Linked DNA regions of Homo sapiens: all the other regions are linked to region 1. Evidence: chromatin loops called from intact Hi-C (ENCODE). Cell type or tissue: dorsolateral prefrontal cortex. All regions are shown on one strand.

What was found. Hi-C counts contacts between places; a loop is a spot of excess contacts. Peaks named below come from ENCODE experiments on the same cell type or tissue, not always from the same donor. Only the 100,000 strongest peaks of a DNase experiment are listed, where the experiment ranks them.
Region 2: it touches region 1 in a loop (2.9-fold over the local background); 14 of 110 quality-filtered maps call a loop at or near these places.
Region 3: it touches region 1 in a loop (15-fold over the local background); 80 of 110 quality-filtered maps call a loop at or near these places.
Region 4: it touches region 1 in a loop (5-fold over the local background); 35 of 110 quality-filtered maps call a loop at or near these places.

What each region holds. Positions count from the first base shown.
Region 1 is chrX:43,957,707-43,960,206 of GRCh38, forward strand. NDP (norrin cystine knot growth factor NDP) reads right to left here. Exons shown (of 3, transcript NM_000266.4): 2 at 766-1,146. The coding sequence starts at 939. The region is part of intron 3 of NDP-AS1 (NDP antisense RNA 1); the gene reads left to right. Among named protein-coding and RNA genes, the nearest start is that of NDP-AS1, 9.2 kb to the left of the region's middle. In dorsolateral prefrontal cortex, CTCF peaks have their summits at 956 (motif pointing right) and 1,155; a DNase peak (open chromatin) is centred at 1,006; H3K27ac peaks cover 1,965 bases; H3K27me3 peaks cover 1,742 bases.
Region 2 is chrX:43,835,622-43,838,121 of GRCh38, forward strand. All of the region lies in intron 3 of MAOB (monoamine oxidase B), which reads right to left. Among named protein-coding and RNA genes, the nearest start is that of MAOB, 46 kb to the right of the region's middle. In dorsolateral prefrontal cortex, CTCF peaks have their summits at 990 (motif pointing right) and 1,200; no DNase peak of the experiment used is centred here; H3K27me3 peaks cover 1,218 bases.
Region 3 is chrX:44,242,989-44,245,488 of GRCh38, forward strand. The region is part of intron 7 of EFHC2 (EF-hand domain containing 2); the gene reads right to left. Among named protein-coding and RNA genes, the nearest start is that of EFHC2, 99 kb to the right of the region's middle. In dorsolateral prefrontal cortex, a CTCF peak has its summit at 1,211 (motif pointing left); no DNase peak of the experiment used is centred here; H3K27ac peaks cover 858 bases; H3K27me3 peaks cover 2,369 bases.
Region 4 is chrX:44,025,441-44,027,940 of GRCh38, forward strand. No RefSeq gene overlaps it. Among named protein-coding and RNA genes, the nearest start is that of NDP, 53 kb to the left of the region's middle. In dorsolateral prefrontal cortex, CTCF peaks have their summits at 1,256 (motif pointing left) and 1,455; no DNase peak of the experiment used is centred here; H3K27me3 peaks cover 2,155 bases.

The DNA of each region.
Region 1 (2,500 bases):
GAGGTTGGGCTAAACAAATTATTATTTACCAAGTGTGGACAAATTTCATTCATTGTGCCTGTTTAGGGGCAGTGACAGTCGTGAGATCTCGTATGTTCCACCCTACAATGTGCCTCCCTTCTGGGTGGTCCATGTAGCTGGCCACTCTTGGTGGCCTTTTAAGCATGATATTCCCTTGCACACCACTGAGGCACGGACTGCCTCTGCAAGAAACATGCATCCTTTTCCAAATGAGAACGATTTGGATAAGCAATGTAAAAATGATAAATGATCATATTGCCATCTTATCTTTTGAAATCATTTGAACAGAAATGTAGCACCTGAAGAAAGGCTCAGACCACAAAGCCAGTTATTTCACCAAGAATCTCTTTAAAGAGCCCTCCAAGAAGTATGTTCCACTGCTCAATCGCATTCTTTGCATTCTCTTCCTCTTTATTGATGATGGAGCTAGAGAGTTATGATGACTTGTAAACTCCATTTTTCTTTTTTGGAAAAGCACACTACCACTCATAAACATCACAGCCAGGGACAAAGGACACCTGTCCCACTGGATGGGTGTGCACATGATTGATTAGGCACTTTTACTGATAACAGTGCAAAGCACGGGGGGAAATTCTAAAAGCCTCATTCTCCCACAAGCCCTGTGGGCCAGCCACATCACTTAAGTTTGGGCTATGATCTTAGTTCTCCATCCCCTGACAAAGAAATATGGCTTCTTGCCTGTTTCTGAGGGAAATGCTCTCCTCACAGAGACCTTGGTCTTACCTTTGAGCTACACTTGTACAATGGGTGACTGATAGAATCCACATAGTGGTGCCTCATGCAGCGTCGAGGGTCCGAGTCCATTATGAATGAGCTGTCCGTTTTACTGTCTGTATCTCCCATTATCACCAGCAGGGAGAGCATAGAAAAGGATGCAGCTAGTACATGTTTTCTCATTGTTGTAAGGAAAAACTTCTCTAGAAGAACAGCAGAGGGAGGCAGAGGACAAAAAATTGGAAATGGCTTCACCTCCTAGGATCCAGTCCCGTTCAAGGAAAGGGCAGGATCGGGCTGAAGCTTTCTGGTTGTCATTGTCCTTTATGTGCTGGAGTTTTGTCTTACTCTTTGCACTTGCAATCCATCATCACAGTATCTGCTGCACAGCTGGAATGAAAACAGAAATTACTTTCCCCAGAATTATTTACCCAGAACCACTAATGGAACCCAGGAGGTATTAAGTAGAATTTTTCCATGTTATTTTGAGAGGAGAATATTGGTTTCTAGAGCGTCATTAGCAAAGGCTGTCATCCATTCCACCCCAACTCCCATAGCTTATGCTACATATTTATAACCATTTGGAGGTGGACACAATGGTTTAATGGAAGCACATGTTGACTTTAATTGCTGAAGTCCATGTTCCTAGGGCCAAGAATAGTTTGAACCCATGTTAAAGATTAAACATGTTGTTCTGGCAACAACGTAACCGAATTGGGTGGTCTCATCTTTGTCCTTGGTTGGTCGGGGCGGGAGGGTCTATTCAGTTTCTCAGCAAGCTTTGGTGTCAGCGTCAGCTTACAGGGCTAGAGAGGAGGCAGGTCAGCACTAATGAACACAAGCCATGTCCCACAGGGAAGCACATTTTCCATTTCCAAGTCCATACTCACCCACCCACCTAATTTTCCACTTCTGTGCTCTAGGCTCATCCTGTTTTTGTTTTAAGCCCCATAGCACCCAGCACTGATGACAAACTGCATCTGAAATACACATTATGCTAACTGGCCTCCAGCATGGTTAAGGTATCACACGCGTATTTGCCAACAGAGTCACATTTCTGCAGAGCCTTTGTAGCCTGGGCACATGGTGTAATTCGAAAAAGAAAGCAGTTGTTGGAACAGACTTACCATTAAAATAGGATCATATTATACCGGTTTTTCTGAAATTTGCTTTGTTCTTTTGACCATACCTCTTGGACAAAGGACTGGGGTCCAGAGATCTCTCCAGATTACCTCACTAACTCCCCAGGCATAGCCAACACTGGTGCCTTCTTTTTTTTAACCACAACAGAAGACAGAAAGTATCAAAAATATTTTCAAACATTTAGGAAAATTGGGAGGGCCTGCTATTACATCCAAAACAAAAGGAACATGATAATTAAAGCTTCGGGAAAACTTTCAAAGGTATTTCAGATAAAAGTTTGATCATTTTGTTCATAGGCAACATTTTCCTTAACTTCCTACTCATGAACAGTCTGAATAAACAGGGCAAAGTGTTGATAAAATCAAGATTAGGAGTTCAAGTTGGCATAAGCCAATTTATTTTGCACTAATAGAATGGCATCAGACCCATTTAGCCTCAATTAGCTGTCTTGGAAGTGTGAGGTAGGGGATCCTAAGTGGAAAGGGGTGTGTGAGATAGGGCTGTTTCAGAGCACAGAATCCCTGGCAATAGCAAAGCCTCAGCACATGTGCCTCAGGGAAGTCCTATAAATTGCAGGAAGGGCAAGGACCAGTAATGAGGG
Region 2 (2,500 bases), 120 kb before region 1:
AGACAGAGGCCTGTTCATCACAGCACACTAGGTGTTTAAAGATGCCTATTATGGAGCTGGCATGAACACACTTCCTCTATCAGAAGAACATTTCTATGACAACTACCACAGAACTGGTGATATTGGGAGTCATCCTCTCTTGAGGAAACACACTCTTTCATGTGGGTAGTTAGTCCACCATGAGCTACTGTGCCCTTCCCCTTTTCTGGGTAGCTCCACTTCATTCATTTCAATATCAACCAGTATATCCAAGTTCCTTAGCTTAATGTTACTAAGGTTGCACATAAAACTCTATTTCCCATTATCAGCCACATAAAAAATTTTAAAAGCAGATTCTTTGATAGCAGGATCTGACAATATGGCAAGTAGCATACTTGATACTCTCAAGATTCAGATTAAGAAATACATGCATGTTCCCTGATAAAAAAGAAACAAGGCCCAAATATACTATCTATTTACATGAACTGTAGTTTGCCCTTGGGGACAGTAGTTATTAAAATAGGTAATAGAGGGCAGTGTTCAAATTCCCAAAGTACTGCTTTCCATGACACAGGAGGCAAATTTCTCAACTACATTCTCTAGTATGTGGTAGGAGAAAGAATGTCGAAGTTCTTGTTAATAATTCCGGAAATGAATGTAGCCATCCAAGATGCTTTTTACAGGTCAAAAATGAGAAAAATGACGTATACAAAGACATGGAAGTGGAGATGGTAGAGAACAAGTACTTAGTTTGAGAAGGACTTCTTAGCTATAAGGTCTTCGTCATTATGTATTATCATGTAGCTCTTCACTGCATGTGACTGATCACGAGGAGGCCAAATTGGCACCTTTGTCAAGACTGCAGAAACCTTTTTTTTACAGCATCAGTATTTTTTCAATTTGTCTCATTAGTGATAATTAATTTGAGAGTAAGTTACTACGTAAAACATATACACATATGCATGTGCATACAATTTCTTAAAATGCACTGTTATTTCCCATTTCCTCCAGCAGAGGTCAGAAAATAGCAATACAGGAATACGAAAATCTACGAACCAAGAGAGTATTTTAGAGTGATCTTCTCAAGATAGTATTATAAAGGGTTTGTTAATTGTTCTAGTTTATCTATATTTTCTAATCATATTTTTACAATAAACATGCTTTACTTTTGTCATAATTAAAAAGCAGTAAGACTTATTTTAAATATAAAGAGCATTATTGGCATATGTATTTACCCTGTATTAAGTAAGGACTACTGCTTAACTACTTGTATTTTCCTAACTGCACATAGAGTAATGGAAATAGTGAAAAAGCAGCACATTTGGCCATCACTGTGAAATATCATTTAAGTGTAACATCATTCCTGTAATTGATGACTCAGCAATTTCTCTCAGACAAGGGACTTAATGTCAGGAAAAAACAAAGCATCCTGGACATAGCTCTGAGCTGACAATAATCTCTGCACACACAAAGACAGGCAAGTGAATATAATCTCTGGTCATTTCCTTTGTCTGGAGAAATTTAAAGATCCTAGTGTTCTGAAAAGTCAATCTCTGCAAGCCTTACAGGTAGAATAAGACATAAGAAATCGGTCAAGAAAATCTACATTTAAAAAAACAAAGAACCCAACAAAGGGTGTTAAGAACTGTTGATTGATGTTCAACAAATCACATTATCACCATGGTAGATTTTCATTTCTAATTCATGTGTCTCTTTTTCTCCTAGACACATAGGGAAGGAAGGTGGAAAGGCTTATAAAATAAAATTTGGTATTTTTAGTAGAGACGGGGTTTCGCCATGATGGCCAGGCTGGTCTGGAACTCCTGACCTCAGGTGATCCGCCCGCCTCAGCCTCCCAAAGTGCAGGGATTACAGGCGTGAGCCACTGTGCCCGGCCAATATAAAATAAAATTTGAAGGTCAACCAAAACATTTATTTATAAATTAAGGAAAACTTTTACCCACATTATACCAAATTAAGTAACTGCTTAGTTCCCATTTTATTAAATGTTTCATGATTTATGGTCAGTTATTTGTTTCGATATTATCACTCACAAATAATATGAGGATGTCAAAATTGTTATATAAATCAAAATTGACCGTTGCTAGTTTCTTCTGTCTTCTAAGGGGATGTTTTCTACCAGTGAGGAATAAGTTCCTGTGCTGCTTACTTCCACCCACAGGAGCAAGTGAAGATGAGAGAGGAAAGACTGAAATTGAAAACCTCCGCCAGTTCTTCCATGGGACTCCTGGATGGGGCCCAGATTAGGTGACTGTCTGATTGTCAGAGAACATGAGTGACTTTGTGGACCAAGATGAGGATGCTGGAAAAACAGAGGAGCAGGGAGATGTGAAGAGAGTCTGAGGACCAGCAGCATGGTGGGAGACTGGAATCTGCAGAGAAATGTGACCAGTGAGAAATCCTCAGGGGATGCTTTGATCTAAGAGGTTATTAGAATGAATGTCCAACATTCAGTTCTAATCTGTTTGTATTTCTGCAAATTTAAGAGCCTTCCCCCGCC
Region 3 (2,500 bases), 290 kb after region 1:
CCAACTGCCTACTCTCTCCAAGGGAGTGCTACGCGGTAAATACTGTTGATTTTATTTATATACTTATCATCTGTGAGGAAAGAGAGGTGGAGAGAGAGCTGGTAACATATTTGTAATAGCCTAGGAGCTTTCAGGTACTCATTTGCGAGGCTGTACAATCTCAGAAGCAACCGTGCTCTCCAGAGCAAGGAACATATTGACCTGGTCTATCCAAGTCACTGTGTTTGTCCCCAACATAAATGGCAAAAAAAGATGCCACATCTTTCCTAAAACAAAACAAAACAAACTCCCACAGAATCTATTTTCTACTTCTTCCCCAAGCTTCAGTATGACATAGGTGTTTTCAATCCTGTATGAAAGGAGTTCTACATAAGCAAATATTTCCTTTTCCACTGTCAAAGTTCCCATAGAGGAAGAGTACAAATTTTAGTGCACACCTCCGGAAGAGAAAATGGAGATCAATTTTTCATCCAAGATAACCTAACTCTTAATATTAAGGTGGTTGTTTGGTTTTTGTTTTGTTTTGTTTTGTTTTGTTTTTTAACTGATGATCAAAAGGCTAAGGGCTTGAGGCCACTTCTAACTCTTGTTGAAAACATTTTCAGCTTTCATATGTCCTTAGACTTCCTAGCAGCCTTTGTGTGAAATTTCCCCAAAAACAATCCCCAAAAGAGTATTGTTACATCCTAACAGAGACTGCTTACAGCAGACATGTTTATAAAGGTGACTCAGTGAAAGGGGGGAGCCAGTGTGCCAGTACAGAAGTGACTTGTGAGCTTCAACTATTGCTATTTTTATGGTGATTTTAAAGAAAAGTCTTGGAAATAAAGAGGAGAGTTCAAATCTTGGAATTGGGCAGAATTGCAGTAGACTCTATCATTGCTAACCATTACATCTAACACACCACTGTTTGGTCTTTCATTTCAGGAAGAACATCATAGCCATGGCAGGAGAGCTGTATGTGATTATTTAAAAATCTGGGCCTGAGGAGTTTCTTTCAACAGGAGACATATACATACAACTCTACATACCAATCTAAGCAGTCTAACCAAAAGAGGACACATATTGAATCTCAAAGTAATTAGGACTGCATTCTACACTTCCCCCTAGAATTACAGGGCTTATACCACACTGTTGTTTTCTCAACCATATAATTTTTGCAACAGATTTAAGTAACAAAAGAACCAATTTAGAGCTTTCCTCTGCACCCACAGTGCCATCTAGTGTATAAAAGCTGAGAACTTTTCCACTCCATCATGCCTGACTTTTATACCACCACATACATCTTTTTGGAAACTCTGGCTCAAGATCCAACTTTAAATCCCATTTATCTGGGTAATTTGCATACGTTCACAAAGCTCTGGACTCACAGCTGAATGACAAGTTTCCTCACTTTGGTTTTCCATCATCCCAGCATCCTGCGTGTTTTAGGTGTTCAAAAATATTCATTGAATAAATGAAAAAGTATACATTTTTGTACAAAGCATCTTCCCCAATGTCTCAAGTTGGCATTCTGCTAGATCCTGAGACAGATATGTCTTTTAATTATCTGATTCCTCTAATTCCAAGTGACTTGTCAAAACATATATATATTGAATGCCCATCCATGGTTGACTAGATTCCAACAAATTGGCAGACAGATGATACATATTACAAAGGAGTCTTAATGCTTCTTCGTGGTGATTTTCTATTCACCATCTCAGTGGGAAAGACTACTGGGAAAAGCCTTCAGTTACCTCAACGTTCACTGCTTATGTTCTAGTAGCCTAGAGATGAATACAGGTTTTGGGAGGCTGGAAGCTTAAATAATTTGGGCAAAGCTCTTCTAGGCAAAGAATGTCAAATTACTAAGACAAAGTTAGGCCAGGGCCTTGGATTGGGACCCCTGGAAAGGAAGACCTCTAAAGATTACGCTTCATTAGCTTCAAGGTAAATCCACTTGTGCTTGTATTCAATACCCATGTCAAATGATTTCAATGAAACCTAAATTCGTGAATCACATTATGTTAGAGCTATAAAATCTTTAAGAATCCTCCCATCTCAACCATCTTCATTTCATAGGGGAAGCAAAAGAAACAAAATTGTTAGGTCCATCAGGGCCATGTGATGAGACCAGAAGCCAATTCTATCCTATTGGTGCAATTTTAAGTGTCCAATTCACTCAAATAATCATTAAACACTCATCTTAAATGTCCTGCTGTTCCTAAAAATTCAGAGATGGCCAGAAATGACTCCACAAAATTAAAGGTGCTTTAAGATTTTTGTTGAATCTAAGCATAGCCCAATAAGTGTTCAACAGCAACAAGAATGAACAATCTTGTTACTAGTTTCATTGTCCCAGCCACTAAGAAAAAATAAGAAAGTCCACTGATAGACAAATAATAACCTAAAGCAGAAATTCCTACGTAAGAACAGTTTACATTTGATCCCTGTCCTTTTAGTGAAAGAAACACCTGCTGGAACCCCTAGAGCCTTTTTCAACCTTCATGCTATAGGAAAG
Region 4 (2,500 bases), 68 kb after region 1:
TTCAATGTGTTTGTGGGCCCATCGCCTCTTCCCTCTTTTTCTGGTAATAGCATGTTTCTTCCTTGGGAGGCCGCTCCTCCCTAACTTCATCCATGTGATTTCAGGGAGCTGCCCTTAATGCTATCCCACCCACCTGATCAGAGATGAGAGCATGTAACTGAAGCCTGGACTTCCATAGTGCCACTTTCCTGTGAAAAGTGATTACTCAAGGGATGGGTGTGAGCTCCTAGCCAGGCTAATCAGTCATTTCCCTGGGCTTTTCTAAATAGAGCTGACAGGGAAGAGCTCTCTTTCCTTTTCTGGCCCCAAGACTGTGAGGACATAAGCCTAAAACATTTACACCAAGCTACCATCAGATGGAAAAAGCTCGTCTGTAGTAGGAGATGAGTCATGGTCCTGCTGGAGTTGAAATCCTTGGTTCTAGGGTGTTCCTGGGGCCAGCTCCCCTCCTGTGTTTCCCAGGCACAAGTTGTGTTTCTGTTATTTGCAGCTAGGAGTCTTAGATAATATGGAGAGAAAACTCAGCCAGATACATTCAGGACAAAACAACTGATAAAACTAAAGGGGTAATAGAAGTCATCTATCCATTAGAGAACCTTTTAGAGGAGGGATTGTAGGGACTATGAATCAAGCAATGAAAACAAAAAGGATTGGGGGTAGATTAGAGCAACCTTGACTGCCATGCTATCTACATTTCCTAGACTTCAGAGTGGAGCTGAGCTTCTTAACAAAACAACAAATTTGGACGTTTCGTCTCTGCACTGTACACATACTCGCATATTTTGTATAGTATTTCAGGAGGGTCACGAACCCCTTGAAGCTAATTAGGAACTGTCTTCTAAAGGCTATATGATGAAACTAGTGCTAATGATGATGCTAGTGATTCAAATTTCCACTTAGCCTCTTGCTAGCTGTGTGTTGTTGTTTAACCTCTCCAAGTCATAGATACTTTATTTATAATACTGAAATAATACAAAACATTGAATGTAACAGGAAAGTTCAGTATATTAAATTAGATCATATTATGTAAAGCACCTGGTACAGGGGTGGCTCACGGTTGCTACTCAATAAATGCAGCCATCATCATCATCACCATCATCATTATCATCATCAGGTTAGGCATTGGGATGCTTAAGGATTGATTCACTGAAGATACACAGATATCAAGTATTTAACTTTCACAATCAACTTTATATTTAATCTTGAAAGCGTCATTGTATTATAATTGTGTTTCATTGCATAAATACAGGAGCCCTCTGGTGGTCAAAACCACTTGTAGCATACATGGAAAACACTTTTTTTTTTTTTTTTTTTTTTTTTTTTTGTGACGGAGTTTCGCTCTGTCACCCAGGCTGGAGTGCAGTGGCACGATCTCGGCTCACTGCAAGCTCCGCCTCCCGGGTTCATGCCATTCTCCTGCCTCAGCCTCCTGAGTAGCTGGGACTACAGGTGCCCACTACCACGCCTGGCTATTTTTTTGTATTTTTAGTAGAGATGGGGTTTCACTGTGTTAGCCAGGATGGTCTCGATCTCCTGACCTCGTGATCTGCCCACCTTGGCCTGGAAAACACTATATTTATTTAAGTATAAAAAGGACTCACATAAGAATATTTTTATCTATATCCCATACAATAAATAAGAAGTAATAGGTGTATATATCATATCATGGGCTGAATTATGTCCCCCCCAAAATTCATATGTTAACATCTTAACCCCTAGTCCTTCAAAAAGTGACTGTATTTGGAGATAGGTTCTTGAAAAGGGTAATTAAGTTAAAATAAGGTCATTAGGGTGGTGCTTAATCCAGTAGAACTGTTATGAGAAGATTTAGACATAGATATGCACAGAGGAATGACCCTATGGGAACACAAGGAGAAAGTAGCCATCTTCAAGCCAAGGACAGAGACCTTAGGAGAAAACAACCCTGTCAATAATTTGATCTCAGACTTCCAGCCTCCAGAACTGCGGAAGAATAGATTTCTGTTGTTTAAGCCACCTAGTCTGTTATGCTTTATGGCAGCCCTAGCAGACCAAAACATATGAATGGAGGTCCCAATCAATAGATAACATCAATTTTCCGTTTAGTGTAAGTTGTGCCAACAGATGTAACCTGTTGTCTTCTCTGAGGTCCATTTGGATATAACCTGGGATGACATATCCCATAAAGCATGGTTCTAATGAGGTTAGGGCCAAGGAGTTCTTTCTGGGTACAGGTCACATGAGATTTACCTTGTTTCATGGTCAAACAGCAATCATTGAAAATAAAACCAAGAAGACCTATCTGAATACAGTATATGGCTAGGTACAGTCCAAAACCATCAATCAAAAATAATAGAAGCAACATGTTCATTGACAAGGTCTAACACACGTAACAGAATTTATATATCCTATATAATTTGTAATAGAATTTGCATAATTTGCTGTAGTTTTTGCTTAAATTTTTTTCCAAACTTCACAGGAACCCCTTATGATTGCTATTTTTCTTTTTTCTACTCTTAAA